2 separate regions of the Homo sapiens genome follow, and region 2 is linked to region 1. The links are chromatin loops, found by intact Hi-C in ENCODE. Cell type or tissue: left ventricle myocardium inferior. All regions are shown on one strand. Each heading gives the region's core, and the rest is flanking DNA. Links, peaks and the distances in the headings are about the cores only. Region 1 overlaps UBR3 (ubiquitin protein ligase E3 component n-recognin 3). Region 2 overlaps KLHL41 (kelch like family member 41).

Region 1 (8,341 bases), core at 183-8,182:
GGAGATCCAAAAGATTCTAGCCTTGGTGCTACCACTGTTTTATTTTCCGCAAGGTTTAAGGTAATTCACCTCCTTGATTCTCAGTTTCCCTATCTGTATAGTGAGAGGAGAAAGAGGAGAGAAGAATTAGCTTATATAAGCACTGTGATTTCTTTTAATACCAGCAATGTAATTTGACAGGCCAGCTTTTTATATACATTAGAGGGACTTGCACTTCCATTTGTTTTTCCTGGCAATTTTAGATTTGTTAATTATTATAATATTGAACTTGAACTCTGGGTGTTAGGAAACATAAAATTATGACTGCTTGAAGCCAGGTGTGGTGGCTCACGCCTGTAATTCCAGCACTTTGGGAGGCCAAGGCGGGCAGATCACGAGGTCAAGAAATCGAGACCATCCTGGCCAACATGGTGAAACCTTGTCTCTACTGAATATACAAAAATTAGCTGGGCATGGTGGCGTGCACCTGTAGTCCCAGCTACTCGGGAGGCTGAGGCAAGAAGAATTGCTTGAACCTGGGAGACAGAGGTTGCAGTGGGCCAAGATCGCGCCACTGCACTCCAGTCTGGCGACAGAGTGAGATTCTGTTTCAAAAAAAACAAAAAAAATGATGACTGCCTAGTTTTAGTTGACACTGGACATAAATACATGAAGAATTAAATACTGATGTAGTGAGAACATTTATTCTAACCTCCAATATTTGGAAAATTAGCAGTATAGATTTAAGATTGAGTTAGGGTGAATTAAAGATGTAGAATGTATTCATTGACTTTGAACAGTTGGTTTTATTTTATGCTTATTCTAGTGTCTTTCTTTAAACATGTATATTAGGATTGTTGTTGTTGTTACTTAGGGTTTTCTTGAGGGAGAAATAGAGTGAAACATAAGCATTGATTTCTTATGAAAGATGTCAGTGAAAATCATCATAAATGTATCCAGAGGCCAACATGGAAAACCAACTCATTTGTTTAAACTCTAAAAAAGTGGCTATGTAAAAACATAATTATTGTTAAAAAAAATGTAAAAATGTATATTTCAACTGATTATCTTTAACATTGGACAGAATATCGGGCTTATACTATGATCACATCATTAAATATTTTGAAATGGTTATTTATAATATTTTGTAAAGATTGCATTTAGATAATTTATTCTTTGTCCAATTTACTTTTATTAGGCAAGTCTTGCAGAAATCCACAGCAATATGTGGGTAAGAAATGGTCTGCAAATCAAAGGACAAGCCATGACGTATGTCCAGTCTCATTTCTGTAATTCCATGATTGATCCTGACATTTACCTGTTACAGGTAAGCCAGCTAGATAATGCAGATATACTTTAGAAGTGTCTCATTTGTACCCAAGGGATTTTAATTTATAGAGGTGACTGCGTGATGACATGGAGAGGCCAATGCCATTGAAAGAATAATTTTTTACTTACATTTCCCAGGAGAAGAGGCATACCACCCAACACAAGGCTACAAGGAAAGCACCAGATTTTGGTCAAGAGGCAGAAAGGAGTGAGGGGAGAGCCTAGGCCAGAGCCTTTATTGGGGTTTCTGCAGGAAAGGCAAGGAAAGGCAAGGCAGGATTGGCTAATTTGAATAATTCCAGCAGGCTTTGAGGCATAGGGGCTGTATCTGGCTCTGCGGTACCTGGCCCTGGGTTGATTTAGGGGAGGGGAAATACTGGGTTGATGTGTGAGAGTTAGATAAAGACAGTGGTTGGCTTGCATGACAGGCATTTTCCCAAGTAAGTTGTTTAGTATGTTCAGGAATTAACTGGCTCTGGGAGGGACTATCTGTCTTCAGGTCTGTAATGCCCCTCAAGATGTCAAAACATCATAATATACAGAAAATAAAAATCATAGCCAGGCGTGGTGGCTCATGCCTGTTATCCCAGCACTCTGGGAGGCCAAGGCAGGCAGATCACTTGAGGCCAGGAGTTTGAGACCAGCCTGGCCAACACGTCGAAACCCTGTCTCTACTAAAAATACAAAAATTAGGCAGGTGTGGTGGCACACACCTGTAAATCCCAGCTACTCGGGAGACTGGGGGATGAGAATTGCTTGAGCCTGGGAGGCAGAGGTGGAGGTTGCAGTGAGCTGAGGTTGCACCAGCTTGGGTGAGAGTGAGACTCTGTCTCAAAAACAAAAAACAAAAAACAAAAAACAAAAAAAAGTATAGAAAAACATGATTAATAGAAGAAGGAAAACTGAATATTGAGAAATAAAGCATTTTGTTTTCTTTTAAAGGTTTGTGCTTCTAGACTTGACCCAGATTATTTTATTTCATCCGTCTTTGAAAGGTAGGCATAATTTTATTAAGACAGGTATTAGGAAGTGTCCAGTTAATTTTGTTTTAATTTATAAAAATATGTTTCAAATATTTCTTCTTGTAGATTTAAGGTAGTGGATTTGTTGACAATGGCATCACAACATCAAAATACAGTACTTGATGCAGAGCATGAGAGGTCGATGTTAGAAGGCGCTCTTACATTTCTTGTGATTCTTTTGAGTCTTCGTTTACATTTAGGTAAAACTCACTGATACTAATACTTATGCATTAACTGTTTTCCTCCCTTTCTCCCCCTCCCTGTGGTAGTAACTGGCTTAGGGAAAAAAGGAAAGGATGTAGATAAATGTAAACAATGTTTCAAACTCTTGATATGTTGTACTGTAGGTATACCTTTTAGAATATCCTTTGCTTAAGGGAACTGCAAACAGCAGTTAAACTGCAGTTATGTTTGGAGCATAGCTTCTTTACTCTTTAATTTGAAGCATCTTATATTTGGTAAAACAGCTTAGTAAAAAGTGTGGTAAGTTTTTTTCTTTATAATTTATGTATACTCAGATTTGTTAATTCCGTTTTTAATAATTTTAGGAATGTCTGATGATGAGATTCTCAGGGCCGAGATGGTAGCCCAGCTGTGTATGAATGACAGGACACACAGTTCATTGCTGGACCTCATATCCTTTTAAAATTTTACTTTCTGTTAGTTGCAGGATCTAAAATAAGTATTTTTTATGATTAATAGTTTATCAATTTTTTGATTAATTTTTTTTCAAAGTTGAAAAATAATATAGAAAAAGAAGAACACCAGTTGTGTGCTCAAGTATGTATTCAAGCCTGGTGACTGTTTTTTTTTTTTTTTAACCTCCTGTTATTACCTCTTGGGGAACTCTTCTTAGACTTTAGGGTAGATTTCAGGACTGAATGATGGCTTTGGCCACCCCAGCATTTAACCTCCTAGTGGACAGCATTACTGAACGTTTTATAAAAGGCAGCTAGGTCCATTTTGTCTGTGTAGCCAGGATGCAATTCATGGTTAACAGTTAAAGGTATACCTTACGATTATTATTACCAGGATTTTAAACATTTTGAGGGTTTTTCTGTAGAATTTGGTCTTAAAGGATTTTTGAATTTATAGATTTTTGTGTACAAACAGGGAACCTGTGGTTCTTTGTATAGGACTGAACATACAATGAGAATCTGATTATCTTTTTAAGTTAATGTTAATAAAATTTTACACAAAGATTATCAAGTAATTTTGTGATAAAAATTCTGGCCGAATTTAGTATTTGTATATCTTATGACTATGTTTGGAAGAATTGGCTAAACTTTTTATTTTGTGAAATAAGTCCTATTAGAATGCCTGTTTGACAACCTTGATTTTTGTAAGCAGCCTCAATTTGATACTGTCTGATGATTTCCTTCAGTCATTATGAACTATGTGTCAGTGCTATTATAGAGTAAAAACGATCTCTGTGTCTTTCAATTTTAAAGATTTATGTGCTTTAATGTGAGGAGAGAATCTTTTTGGTTTGCCTCTTTGCTTATATTTGCTTAGTATTTTTTTCTTTGGGGATGAAATTTTGTGTTTTTGGAAAAACAATCTTTGCTCATAAAAATCTTGGCTAATTTTTCACAAGTTCTTTCTGTTTTTTAAGGAAAAGTTATTTACAAAATGGTAAAAATGAAGACACATTTTTAAAAGTTTTTCTATCGTTTTCTGAAATTTGATAAATTTATTTCGGGGAAAATATACCTGGGAACTACTGCAGCATACAATTTATTAGTAGGCTCCTAGATTAAACATATTTTCAAAAATCACAATTAAAAACAGTTATTATTGATCTGTTGTATTATATAGCCCTCTTGTGGCCAGCTTTGTATATTACAACCAATTACTATTTGTCTACTTCAGCAAAATGAGAAACTAGAGTACCTTGGAAAGGCTATAAATCTGGCTTTTTGTTACTAATATTTTTTTCTTGACATATATATCATATTCCAGAAAATCCTAATCCCAAAAGTGGCATTATTCCAGGCAGTTACAGCTTTGAATCAGTTTTATCAGCTGTAGCTGATTTTAAGGCTCCTGTTTTTGAACCTGGAGGTTCTATGCAACAAGGCATGTATACTCCCAAAGGTATGTTTATATACATAAATGGACTCTTTCAAATATCAGTTCTTGAATGGTGAATTCTTCTGTGTATTAAAAGAAAATGTTTACCTTTTATTCGTTCAAGCTTTGGTTTTCTTTTCTCCATTTTGTTATAAATGTATGTCTTTATTGGTAAACAGTGATACTGCTTTCAATTACTTAGAAATCTATAGCTTTATGTTACACTAAGACTTCTTAGATGACTCTAAACTATAAAGGAAATTTATATTTGAACTCTAATTCATTTTTATAAGTGATCATAACCATAAATGAACCAGAAACTATAAAACAAAATGTATATTAAAAAATATTTTGAATGTATTTACTCTCCAAATTTGATTTTGAAACAGCAAAAGAATCCTCACGACCCAAATTTTAACTTGAAATAGTTCAAATTAAAGTCTGTATAGGCCGGGTGTGGTGGCTTATGCCTGTAATCCCAGCACTTTGGGAGGCCGAGGTGGCTGGATCACCTGAGGTCAGGAGTTCGAGACCATCCTGGCCAACATGATGAAACCCGTCTCTATTAAAAATGCAAAAAAATTAGTCAGGCATGGTGGCAGGTGCCTGTAATCCCAGCTACTCGGGAGGCTGAGGCAGGAGAATCACTTGAACCCAGGAGGTGGAGGTTATAGTGAGACCCTATCGTGGCCACTGCACTCCAGCCTAGGCAACAAGAGTGAAACTCCATCTCAAAAAAAAAAAGTCCACATAGAATGCTGATAGCACTTACTTACATTTTGAACCTATGTTAAATGCACAGAACGTTTTCCTTAAGTGGATGATTGGTTTTGGAAGGTTTCTCCCGCATAGATTCATAGTTGACATCCTTGACAGCAGCCAGAAGTAAGTGAGGTTTTGATTTACACAGTCTTTTTTTGTTTGACTTTCATATTTTCACTTCTCTAAGTGAAAATTTTGAAGGAAGTAGCAGTTACGTGCTTCTTGACTCCCTCAACACGTTGTCTAAATGAAAAACCAATGCCCATTTTGAAGTTGTAAATAATATACACTGTACTGTGTGTGTTTGGCAAAGCAGAACAGAAAAGCCTTATTTGGGATTTTTCAGGGAGTTCACAAGGAGCAAGAAAATCCAGTCTCTGGTTGGAAAGTATTCCATTAAAAGAAAAGCACAGTATTTTTTTAGTGTAGAGGATATTTTGTGTGTAAAATTAGATGAATTTGGGAGTGGAGTGGTGCTGTGGTGTAGTGCAGTGCTTATAAAAGTGTGATGTGACGATTACATCTCTGTCAGACTCACTTGCGCTCCTCATTAAGAATGCAGGCCCCTGTGTCTCACCTCCTATCTGCTATCATCAGAATCTCTGTGGGTGAAATCTGGGAATCTGCTTTTTAAAACAAGCTGTTTAGATGACTGTTCTGAACAATGCTGAGATGGAATACTGGGCATTCGGAGATTAGAGCAAGGAAATTGAGTGTCATATTTAAATACCATATGAATTATATTTGCTAGTTGTGTGGTTTAGGAAATTAGTTGTTTTTTTTTTTGTTATTTTTTTGGAGACAGAGCCTCACTTTGTCGCTCAGGCTGGAGTGCAGTGGCGCCATCATAGCTCACTGCACCCTTGACCTACTGGGCTCAAGTGGTCCTGCCACCTCAGCTTCCCCAGTAGCTGGGACCATAGACACCCACCACCATGCTGGCTAATTTTCATGTGTTTTGTAGAGACAGGGCCTTGCTGTGTTGCCCAGGCTGGTCTCGACTGTTGGGCTTAAGCAATCCTCCTGCCTCAGCCTCCTAAAGTGCTGGGATTGCAGGTGTGAACCGCCATGCCTAGCCAGTTTTTTTATCTTTGGATTTGGCTTCTTATCTGTAAAATAAGTTTTTAAACTTTTAAAAGTGGTTGAAACAAGCCTCTGGTTTCGGGGACTAAGCCTTAAGTGAATTTGTCATATTAATATAAAACCAACAAAAGCTGGCTTACTCCTGTTAAAGTGGGTGTGGGTAGTGAACCTAGCTTCTTCTCTGTCCTGCTATCTACTTGCTCCTAAAGTGGCCCCTGTTATACATCTGTGGTAATTCAGCTCCATGGAACACTGTTTGAAGCCCACTGGACTAATTAATCACTGAAGTTTTCTTCCATTGCTAAGGTTGTGCAATTCTGATAAAAGCTTTGGCATGTTAATTATGCAAAATAATAGACTTTAAAGAGAAGGACGATCAAGGCCGGGCGCAGTGGCTCACGCCTGTAATCCCAGCACTTTGGGAGGCCAAGGTGGGTGGATCACGAGGTCAGGAGATTGAGACCATCCTGGCTAACATGGTGAAACCCTGTCTCTACTAAAAATACAAAAAATTAGCCGGGCTTGGTGGCGGGCACCTGTAGTCCCAGCAACTCAGGAGGCTGAGGCAGGAGAATGGCGTGAACCTGGGAGGCGGAGCTTGCAGTGAGCCGAGATCGCGCCACTGTACTCCAGCCTGGGTGACAGAGCGAGAATCTGTCTTAAAAAAAAAAAAAAAAAAAAAAAGGACGATAAATGATTCTAGAAATACTAATAAAGATCTTTGTGAAGGACTGTCTTCAGAATTTTAAGTCATACTTCTGATACTTTAAGATGAATAGCTTGTTACATGAAACTAGGGACAGTGGTTAACAATGGTTAACAGTGTCTTGTGCTAGAAGGTTGTAATTATAGTGGATGGTTAGGGAGAAGCTTAAGCTTCTTACCATGTTTTCAAATGTTAAGAATTTTGCTAGAGAGAATGAGAGAAAAAAATCTATTAAGGAGATACTCTTAAGGCGGTGGTTTCTAAAATTATTATCTCAGTTTATCCTTTAGATTTTTGCCACATCTAAATAGCCTCTCTACTGAAATATACTTAGTATTTCACTATTTTTTAAAATGAGTTAACTTAAAAAAAACCTTGCCTCTTCCTAAGCGTGATTATTAGTGAGGTGTCATGAATTTTATTTGCAAGTTACAATTTTCTAATATACATTATACACATTAAAAATAATTACATAATTATTAAAATGAAAAGCTTTATATACTTAATACTTAAAATCATCTTGTGAACCATCAGTTGTACACATTCCACACACAAGATAGTGGTTCCTAATTATGCAGAAGGTAAGAAGACAAATTATCAGTTTTAGCAAAGGAGCAGAAAATCTTTTATAAACAAAAAAGACTTATAAAGTGGGTCTCTTCAAAATCAATAGCTCATTAATTTTTTTTTTTTTTTCTTGGAGACTGAGTCTCACTCTGTTGCCCAGGCTGGTGTGCAGTGGCGTGATCTTGGCTCACTGCAACCTTCGCCTCCTGGGTTCAAGTGTTTCTCCTGCCTCAGCCACCCGAGTAGCTGGGATTACAGGTGTGCGCCACCACGCCTGGTTAATTTTTGTATTTTTAGTAGAGACGGGGTTTCACCATGATGGCCAGGCTTGTCTCAAACTACTGACCTCAAGTGATCTGCCCACCTCAGCTGCCCAAAGTGCTGGGATTACAGGCATGAGCCACCGTGTCCAGCCTCATTAATCTTTAAATCTAGTTTTCATGTTTTTACTTTTAAGTACTTTTTTTGTTTAATACTTTTTTTGGGAAATGAGGTCTGTCTTTGTTGCCTGGGCTGGTCTCAAACTCCTGGGTTCAGGTGAGCCTCCTGCCTAAGCCTCCCAAGTAGTTGGGACTAGAGGTGTAAGGCATCATGCCCTGCTTAACTTTAAATACTCTCAGAGATCCTAACCTGCTGTGTTTCTTTCTAATTGGCACCTTACAAACAACAACAACAACAATGAAGTAAACTTTTCTGGTGAGGCATTGTTGTATTACAAAACTTTTGTTCTTTAGTGCTTGCTGAACTCAAGAGAACATTCCTGATGATGAAATTGTGATTTTTGACTTAGAAAAGTAATCATGGCATCAAGCTTCTTAAG
Region 2 (8,341 bases), core at 304-8,303, 410 kb before region 1:
ACTGTCTCCACAGGAACTGATCTCAGTCATTTCAAATGACAGCCTAAATGTAGAAAAAGAAGAAGCAGTATTTGAGGCAGTGATGAAATGGGTGCGAACAGACAAGGAAAACAGGGTTAAAAACCTTAGTGAAGTGTTTGATTGTATCCGTTTTCGCCTTATGACAGAAAAATATTTTAAGGATCATGTTGAGAAAGATGATATAATTAAAAGCAACCCAGACCTCCAGAAAAAAATCAAAGTTCTAAAAGATGCTTTCGCAGGCAAACTCCCAGAACCTAGCAAAAATGCCGCGAAGACTGGGGCTGGTGAGGTGAATGGTGATGTTGGTGATGAAGATTTACTTCCTGGTTACCTGAATGACATTCCCAGGCATGGAATGTTTGTAAAAGACCTCATCCTCTTGGTTAATGACACAGCAGCAGTGGCTTATGACCCCACGGAAAATGAATGCTACCTTACTGCACTGGCTGAGCAGATTCCCAGAAATCATTCCAGCATTGTTACCCAGCAAAATCAGATATATGTGGTAGGAGGACTATATGTGGATGAAGAAAATAAGGATCAACCTCTACAGTCATACTTCTTCCAGGTAAGAAGGACTTTTTGTATATGTAGTTGCTTAAAGGGAAGGCTGTTACTCACCATCCAGTTAGCCAATTTGTGAATTATTCAAGCTGCTTGCATTTTACTCTAATTGATGTCCTATTCCAGTCCCTTGCACTTTTGCTGTATAGAGCGTTGACAGAAAAATATTTGACTGCTTTGTTAATGTGTAATAAAAAGTTTGGTGAATAATGAGGTTCTAATTCATGTTTAATGACTTAAGATGTTCTTTATACTATTTTACCAAAAATGCCTTGTTTATAGATGATCGTGACTGTAATCCCTCAAAGCCCAGTATTTTAGTAAAAACTAAATTTATTTTTTCTTAGCAGAGATGGGCTCTCACTATGTTGCCCCGGCTGGTCTCGAACTCCTGGGCTCAAGCAATACTCCCAGTTTGGCTTCCCAAAGTGCTGGGATTACCGGTGTGAGCCACCACCCCCTGCTGTAAAAACTAAATTTAATCTTGTATACTCTTACCTATTAAAAATAGTTAATGTCTTTCCCCAAATAGTTTCCCTAAATCAAAGTTCTTATCCATTATAAAGAAGTAATAATTGGTCAGATTTTCTTTTTTAATTTCTTTTTCTTCTTCATCTGCTGGCAGCTCTAAATTGGTCAGATTTTCTACCTTCTTCCAAGTTTCCCTGAACTTCATTTGAAGTTCTTGGAGGTAGCACTTCATCTCTTATTTATGGTTACTGCCTAAAATATAATTTTGTTGAAAATGAAAAAAACTTGTATATATATTCCACACACTTTGGATTATCTTCTAGGAAAAACTGTCTACACAAAAGTCGCTAATTTGAATTAATTATAGTTAGAAATTTTTATTATATCACATTTATTTGGATCAGAGATACATTTAGACATTATTAGAACTTAACAATCTGTTTTGTGAAACCACAGAATTTTCCAAGAAAATTAATTCTCCTAAACCAATATACCCTTAGTTGTTTGAAAGGAATTTGTCTTATATTATCAATGTGTTATACTTTATCAGTTTATGAAGGAGTTGGCTTAACCTTTGTCTTCCATAATGCCAATACCGAAACTTTATAGCTTACAACTGGCTCAAAAGAGTTTGTTTAGGTCATAGCTAATCATGGCTGGGGCTTATGGGCACTTTAGTTGGAAAGGCCAAAGATAAGCAAGTATACAATGTCATACCACAGTCACAGTATGCTCTCAAAGTGTGTGATATACTTTGCATTCACAAAATACTATTATACCTTTAATCAACTTTTTCTAATCTTGAAAAATGTAGTTGTGATAATACATATTAATCATGTTTCTTAATTTTCAAAGTTCCAGTGAAGAATGTTATAAGTATTTGAATGTGGGTCAGAAAATTTCCCAAGCCCTAATTTTAAAGTCAAATAAACGTCAAAAGTGGCAAAGTCAATGAAAAAGGCTATAAATACATCCAGGAAGTAAGAATGTTATAAAAACACAGATAGACAGATGACAGACATATAGGTAGATACCTACAAATGACAGATCCACGGAATAGTTGTTGCCATGGAATGATTCTCCAAAATTACTGGAGTTTTAAATTTCATTTCATATTTAATTTATTGAATATATCTATAACACGGTCCTTTTTACTTTCAAGTGTTCAGTTTAATCTTTGTCCTCTTCCAGCCTAATAAAACCCTTACTTTTACTGACGCAGCTTCTCATTTTTGGTTCAAGAAACCTACTTAATGTTCTGTATAACAGAACATTAACAATAACAGTTATACAAAGTTGGAAGGTCAGCAAAGCAAATGCCTTGCTGCTTTTAAAAGGCACTAATAGAACGGTATGCCAGGATAAAAACACTTCACCATAAAAGAGGGTTGTGACTCATCAGACAATATTTACATGAGAATTTCAGGTTTTATATTTTTCTGCTTGGTCACATCTATTTAAAATGCATTAATTTAGGAGTAATTTGACCTTTGATTGTATGCTGTAAATAGATTATGAGAATTTTTTACCTTGGTAAGGGAGGATTTTTTCCCCCACTCATTAATTTGAATTAATAGATTCATCAAATCTTTGAACAGGTCTTAAAGTAATCTAGGTCCAAACCCTAATTTTAACAATGAGGAAAGTTGAACTCAGAGAAGTTAAATAGCTTGATAGTTCCTCTATAAAAGAGACTGGTAGGTAGTCTACTGTTCCATCTGCTAGAGAAAGTGCCCTCTAACAGGTAATATGGGAAGGTAGGCAGTACTGTACAGTATGAGAGTTAAGCCCACAGGTATGGGATTATGATGGCTGCTGTTTCCATTTTTTAAAACCAACTGTGAATGTACATGGCTTGGATTTGAATATCACCTAAAAGTTCTGTGTATTTGGGAAAATTATTTAATCTTCCTGTGCCTCGGTTTCCTCATCTGTAAAATGGGGATGATAGAAATGCCTATCCTGGAGAACTAAATGAGGTTACCTGTGTAAAGCATTTAGTTCAAAGACTATGACAACAGTCAAAACCCCATAAATGTTCATTATTATTTCTACTATATTACATACCACCTTCATGATCAAAGAATTTCTTTCAAAAGTGAAAACATAAGGGATCAAAATCTAGCTGTTGAAATTAGTGAATGCAAAGCTAAGAATGCACATGTGGAGATTAAACTTCTCATGTCATCTAGTCTTAATTAGCGCTTTGTTTAACTGAGGTTACTAGACCACATATAGATAGGCTTCCACAGACACCCCTGTCTATACCACAGCCATTTGTATGCACATCTATTCTTAGTATCCAGTGAAACTGGGTTTTATTCATTTTATTTTTGCAATCTAGAAGTGGTACCAGAGAGAACAACAAATCTGCAACTGTACTCTTGCAGAAAACAGTTTTCTTGTGCCTTAGTGTGCTAAAATGAAAAGTGTAAAATATTTAAATTACCAAAAGTAAGTGATGAAACAGATGCCACCATCATCTACCCCAGGGCATGGGCACAAGGAGATTTTCCTCCTTGGGAAAATCTTAAGCTTGCAGAAGTGGTGGTGACCAAAAATGAGCAGTTACTTATTAATATAAATTTTTTAAAAAAGAGAAGAGTATTTCAAGGGACTCCCAACAACACACTAGGAAATTCACTTTAACGCCTGCCTGTATCAGGAATAATAAAGCAAAACACAGAGAACCTAAAATGTTTTTAAAGAAAGAAAAAAAGATATTGCCCAACATCCCAGTTGTTTGTGGACTGAGTGACAGGTCCAGCTGTCCCAGCTGCCGGCATGGGGAGCATGTTAAATATAGCACGCAGGGGTCATTCACATTCTGTGACCCTCCTTGTTATGACAACCTTTCTTTCCCCAGTGTCCTAAAAGTATGAGGATCTCCTGTTTCAAAGCTGAACAAGGCAATATGGGAGAAAATTTGACAAGAAACCTCACAGTTGTAATTAACCTCTGGTGATTCTATTTTATTTTTTCTTTTCTTGAAGCCTTGAAGATTTTGATATCTTTATCTGGTAGGCCAAGTAGATTTACTCATTCTTCTTGGTAATTATGAGCTACAATGTGATACTTTGGGGTTGTAGTTTTATTTACTTGTGAGATATTTGACTATCTCGATGACTTCTAAACAACATATAAAGTATAACTTTTTTTGGTGTACTTCTAATTTTTTTCTAACAGGCTCCACAATCTCTCATATATGTTTTTTTCAGCTCGATAGCATAGCATCTGAATGGGTTGGACTTCCACCTCTGCCTTCAGCCAGGTGTCTCTTCGGTCTGGGAGAGGTGGATGATAAAATCTATGTAGTTGCAGGCAAAGACCTTCAAACAGAGGCTTCGCTGGATTCAGTATTATGCTATGATCCTGTGTAAGTTGGCATGATATTCCTGTTCCCTAAGCATTCAAGTATATGCGTGCCTACAACATATTCATATTTTCAGAACCTGGAATTTACTGAAGGTATATAAATTCTGTCTCGTTTAATTTTAGGGCTGCAAAATGGAACGAAGTAAAAAAACTCCCTATCAAAGTCTATGGCCATAATGTGATTTCACATAAAGGGATGATATATTGTCTAGGAGGAAAGACAGATGACAAGTAAGTACCCTGAACTCTCATGATTTATGTCTAAATGACTTTTTATTAGAAGGGTTTCTTCCTCTTTTCTTTTCTTTTTTTTTTTTTTTGAGATGGAGCTTCACTCTTGTTGCCCAGGCTGGAGTGCAGTGGTGTGATCTCGGCTCACTGCAACCGCCGCCTCCTGGGTTCAAGCGATTCTCCTGTCTCAGCCTCCTGAGTAGCTGGGATTACAGGCATGCTCCACCACGCCTGGCTAATTTTGTATTTTTAGTAGAGACAGGGTTTCTCCATGTTGGTCAGGCTGGTCTTGAACTCCCGACCTCAGGTGATCTGCCCGCTTCAGCCTCCCAAAGTGCTAGGATTATAGGTGTGAGCCACCACGCCCGGTCTCTTCCTCTTTTCCTTTGGATCTGCACACTAAAATGGGACATGGTTCTCACCTATCATATTGTGGAGGGAAAATCTTAAAATTTCAAGTCGCTGAAGTAAACATGTAGATACTCAGCATACTGCTAGGAATGAGCCTAATACCCCAATCATAAGCATCCTTACAGTCCAGGCAGTATCTAGGAGCATAATCAAGTCCTGTATTTCACTGATTTATAATTGTATTTTACTACATTAAAACCAATGGGTTTTCTTATTCATTTAGCCATAAGTAGATAAAAATTGAAAGGTATCTTTAATGTAGTATTTAAAATATATCTTCTAAGACAACTGTGCATAAAAAATATCATGGATTTGTACTTTACATTCATAAGAGGGACTTTAGATAGGTCAGTTTGAAAGAAAAGCGTGGTGATTGAAAAGAGGGAAGTAAAAAAGACAAAATAAAAACAAAAAATTAAGGCAATTATTTCCTCAGCAGTGTTCTTCCACATATTTACTCCCTGACAGAGGTAATATTCAAAATGGCTTCCAACTGTTCAAAACTGAGCTCCCAGTAGCACCCAGTATCTTGTGAGAAAACCAGGATGAGGTTTCATATATAAACCTAACTTGATTTCCAGTCAATTCTTAAGGAACCTGTAATCAGGAAAGAGATGTTATAACCCAGAGAGAGGAGAAGTGAGCTCCGAATGCTTCAGAGACAGTCAAACCAGTATAACCTGTCTAGTAAAATAAGCATTTTCAGTTTAGATGGTGAGAACTAATATTCTGCCCCTGAAAAATCTGCCTGATTTGGCTTGTCATCATTTGCCCAGGCCATTGAATTAATAGTGATGTCCAACCCTGAAAAGGGAGCCAAAATTTAGAATTGTAAGGGCAAAGCAGGAAAGGAGAGTAAAATATAGAAATGTGTTAGATGTCAAGAACTCTATTCTGGAGTTAATGATTATTGGGTATTAGTCAATTTAAATGGTAAATATAGCACAGAAAAGGCGATTTTAAAAAGCAATGGTTTTTAAACATCTACCTGTATTCAAAGATAACATATTCTAAAATTTTTATATCCTCCCTAATCCCAGCTATTCCTATCAAATTTAAAGGAAGGTATATTATATGCTTACCTGGTGCCAGATCTTATTTTGGGCATTTTTCCTGAGTAAACTGAATGGAAAATCACTACTAAAGAGCATTCTGACTTTGGAAACACAGGAACCCTGCCAAATGATTTAAATTGTTTCCTTCAAGCAGCATTAGTAACTAGGAAATTGATATGTCAGTAAGAAGCATACAGTTCTTGTCAGTAGGAATATATCAATCTTGAGAATATGATTAACTAACACAACACTGCTTGACAAATGTCAAAGTCAAGAACTTTGAAATGAGTCATTATCTAAAAGTAAGTGCTGGGCTGGGTGCAGTGGCTCATGCCTGTAATCCCAGCACTTTGGGAGACCGAGGCAGGTGGATCACCTGAGGTCGGGAATTTGAGACCAGCCTGTCCAACGTGGAGAAACCCCGTCTCTACTAAAAATACAAAATTAACCGGGCGTGGTGCCGTTTGCCTGTAATCCCAGCTACTAGGGAGGCTGAGGCAGGAGAATCACTTGAACCCGGGAGACAGTGAGCTGATATCGCGCCACTGCACTCCAGCCTGGGCAACAAGAGCGAAACTCCGTCTCCAGAAATAAATAAATAAATAAAAGTAAGTGCTGAATTGCACCAGTTCCCACTAATGAATTTGAAGAACGTGATTTTGGATAATGTTCTTATCAAGAAGTGTTCAAATGATACCAATAGTCAAATATTAGAGGAAATGCTTCTACTCCAGATAACTGGTCTTTTACACAATTAAGAAAAAAATTGTCCTCACAAAAAAGTTAAGGTGTTTTTCATCACCAAATATATCCAGTTAATCAATTATTATTTGAAATTCTGAACTCCCATCAAATTATAGATAACTTCAAGGAACCATAAAAAACATACTAAGGGCGGGGCATGGTGGCTCACACCTGTAATCCCAGCACTTTGGGAGGCTGAGGCTGGAGGATCACTTGAGCTCAGGAATTCGAGACCAGCCTGGCCAACATGGCGAAACCCTGTCTCTACCAAGCATACAAAAAACTAGCTGGGTGTGATGGCACATGCCTGTGTTCCCAGCTACCTGGGAAGTTGAGATGGGAGGATCACTTGAGCCCTGGATGCGGAGGTTGCGGTGAGCCAAGATCGCACCACTGCACTCCAGCCTGGGTGGCAGAGTGAATAATAATTCAGATGAGTCCAGGTCTTTCTGGTAGCATTTAGCATGTAAAACTGTTGTCATGATTCATCAGCTCAGATGATTTGTTGTCTAATCCATAGTCCCAGATTTCTTAAAATGCACTGGTATGTTAGTGCTAATATAAAATAAAATGATCTATCATATAAAATTTAAAGTAGGTATATTTGCACCTAATTATTCTTTAAGTTAACTGATTCGTTCCTAGGATATTCAGATAATAAATAAACTTACCATTTGTTATTGAGGTGCAATAAAAGGTTTATGATTTTATTTTTTACTCAAATAGAGTAAAAAAACTTCAATTGAATTTAGTAGATACGATTAAAATCAGCTGTGCCTGGGGTTCTAAGCAGCTATCCAGAAGTAAAGGTACCCTATCTTCCAACAGTAAAATTAAGTTATAGTTTTGGTCCCCACATTTGGGCTTGTCCTTTGTTTAGTGGCATATGTTCAAATTAAGAATTCTTTGGAGTTTTCTGATCCTACTATATATTTTTCATGACAAGCAAAGCCAAATTATTAGTGAAGGTGCTGTCAAAAAAAGGTTCTAAAAGGAACATTTGTTTTTCTGTTTACAGAAAATGTACAAACAGGGTGTTTATCTTCAACCCCAAAAAAGGAGATTGGAAAGATCTGGCTCCAATGAAAATTCCTCGTTCCATGTTTGGAGTAGCAGTCCATAAAGGCAAAATTGTGATTGCAGGAGGTGTCACTGAAGATGGTCTTTCAGCTTCAGTTGAAGCTTTTGACCTTACAACAAATAAGTGAGTTGCCACATCTTAGTATATAGCATGTGAACAACTATACATTTTAATTGTTAACTTTGGATAAAAAGTTATCTTTCTAATTAGGATGTGGGGAGGGGAGGGTACAGAGCCACAGATTACAAAGGAAGTATTTTCATCTGGGTTTCTTTTGTTGTTACTGGATGTAAATCTTGTCTAACATTCTGATGCATTATATGTCTGTAATCTGGAACACATGACCCTTAAGTCAGTGTTGTCATGCTCTATTTGTCCTTGTTAT

The links. Peaks named below come from ENCODE experiments on the same cell type or tissue, not always from the same donor. Only the 100,000 strongest peaks of a DNase experiment are listed, where the experiment ranks them.
Region 2: a loop joins it to region 1, with 2.7 times the contacts of the local background. A loop is called at or near these places in 32 of 110 quality-filtered maps.

The regions. Positions count from the first base shown.
Region 1 is chr2:169,924,442-169,932,782 of GRCh38, forward strand. UBR3 (ubiquitin protein ligase E3 component n-recognin 3) reads left to right here. Exons shown (of 39, transcript NM_172070.4): 14 at 1,178-1,306; 15 at 2,251-2,303; 16 at 2,397-2,530; 17 at 2,879-2,964; 18 at 4,286-4,427. Among named protein-coding and RNA genes, the nearest start is that of UBR3, 100 kb to the left of the region's middle. In left ventricle myocardium inferior, for the core only: CTCF peaks have their summits at 4,158 (motif pointing left) and 4,358; no DNase peak of the experiment used is centred there.
Region 2 is chr2:169,510,297-169,518,637 of GRCh38, forward strand. It overlaps KLHL41 (kelch like family member 41), which reads left to right. Exons shown (of 6, transcript NM_006063.3): 1 at 1-592; 2 at 4,278-4,435; 3 at 4,558-4,665; 4 at 7,894-8,079. Among named protein-coding and RNA genes, the nearest start is that of KLHL41, 4.8 kb to the left of the region's middle. In left ventricle myocardium inferior, for the core only: no CTCF peak of the experiment used is centred there; a DNase peak (open chromatin) is centred at 3,843; H3K4me3 peaks cover 3,470 bases; H3K27ac peaks cover 5,673 bases.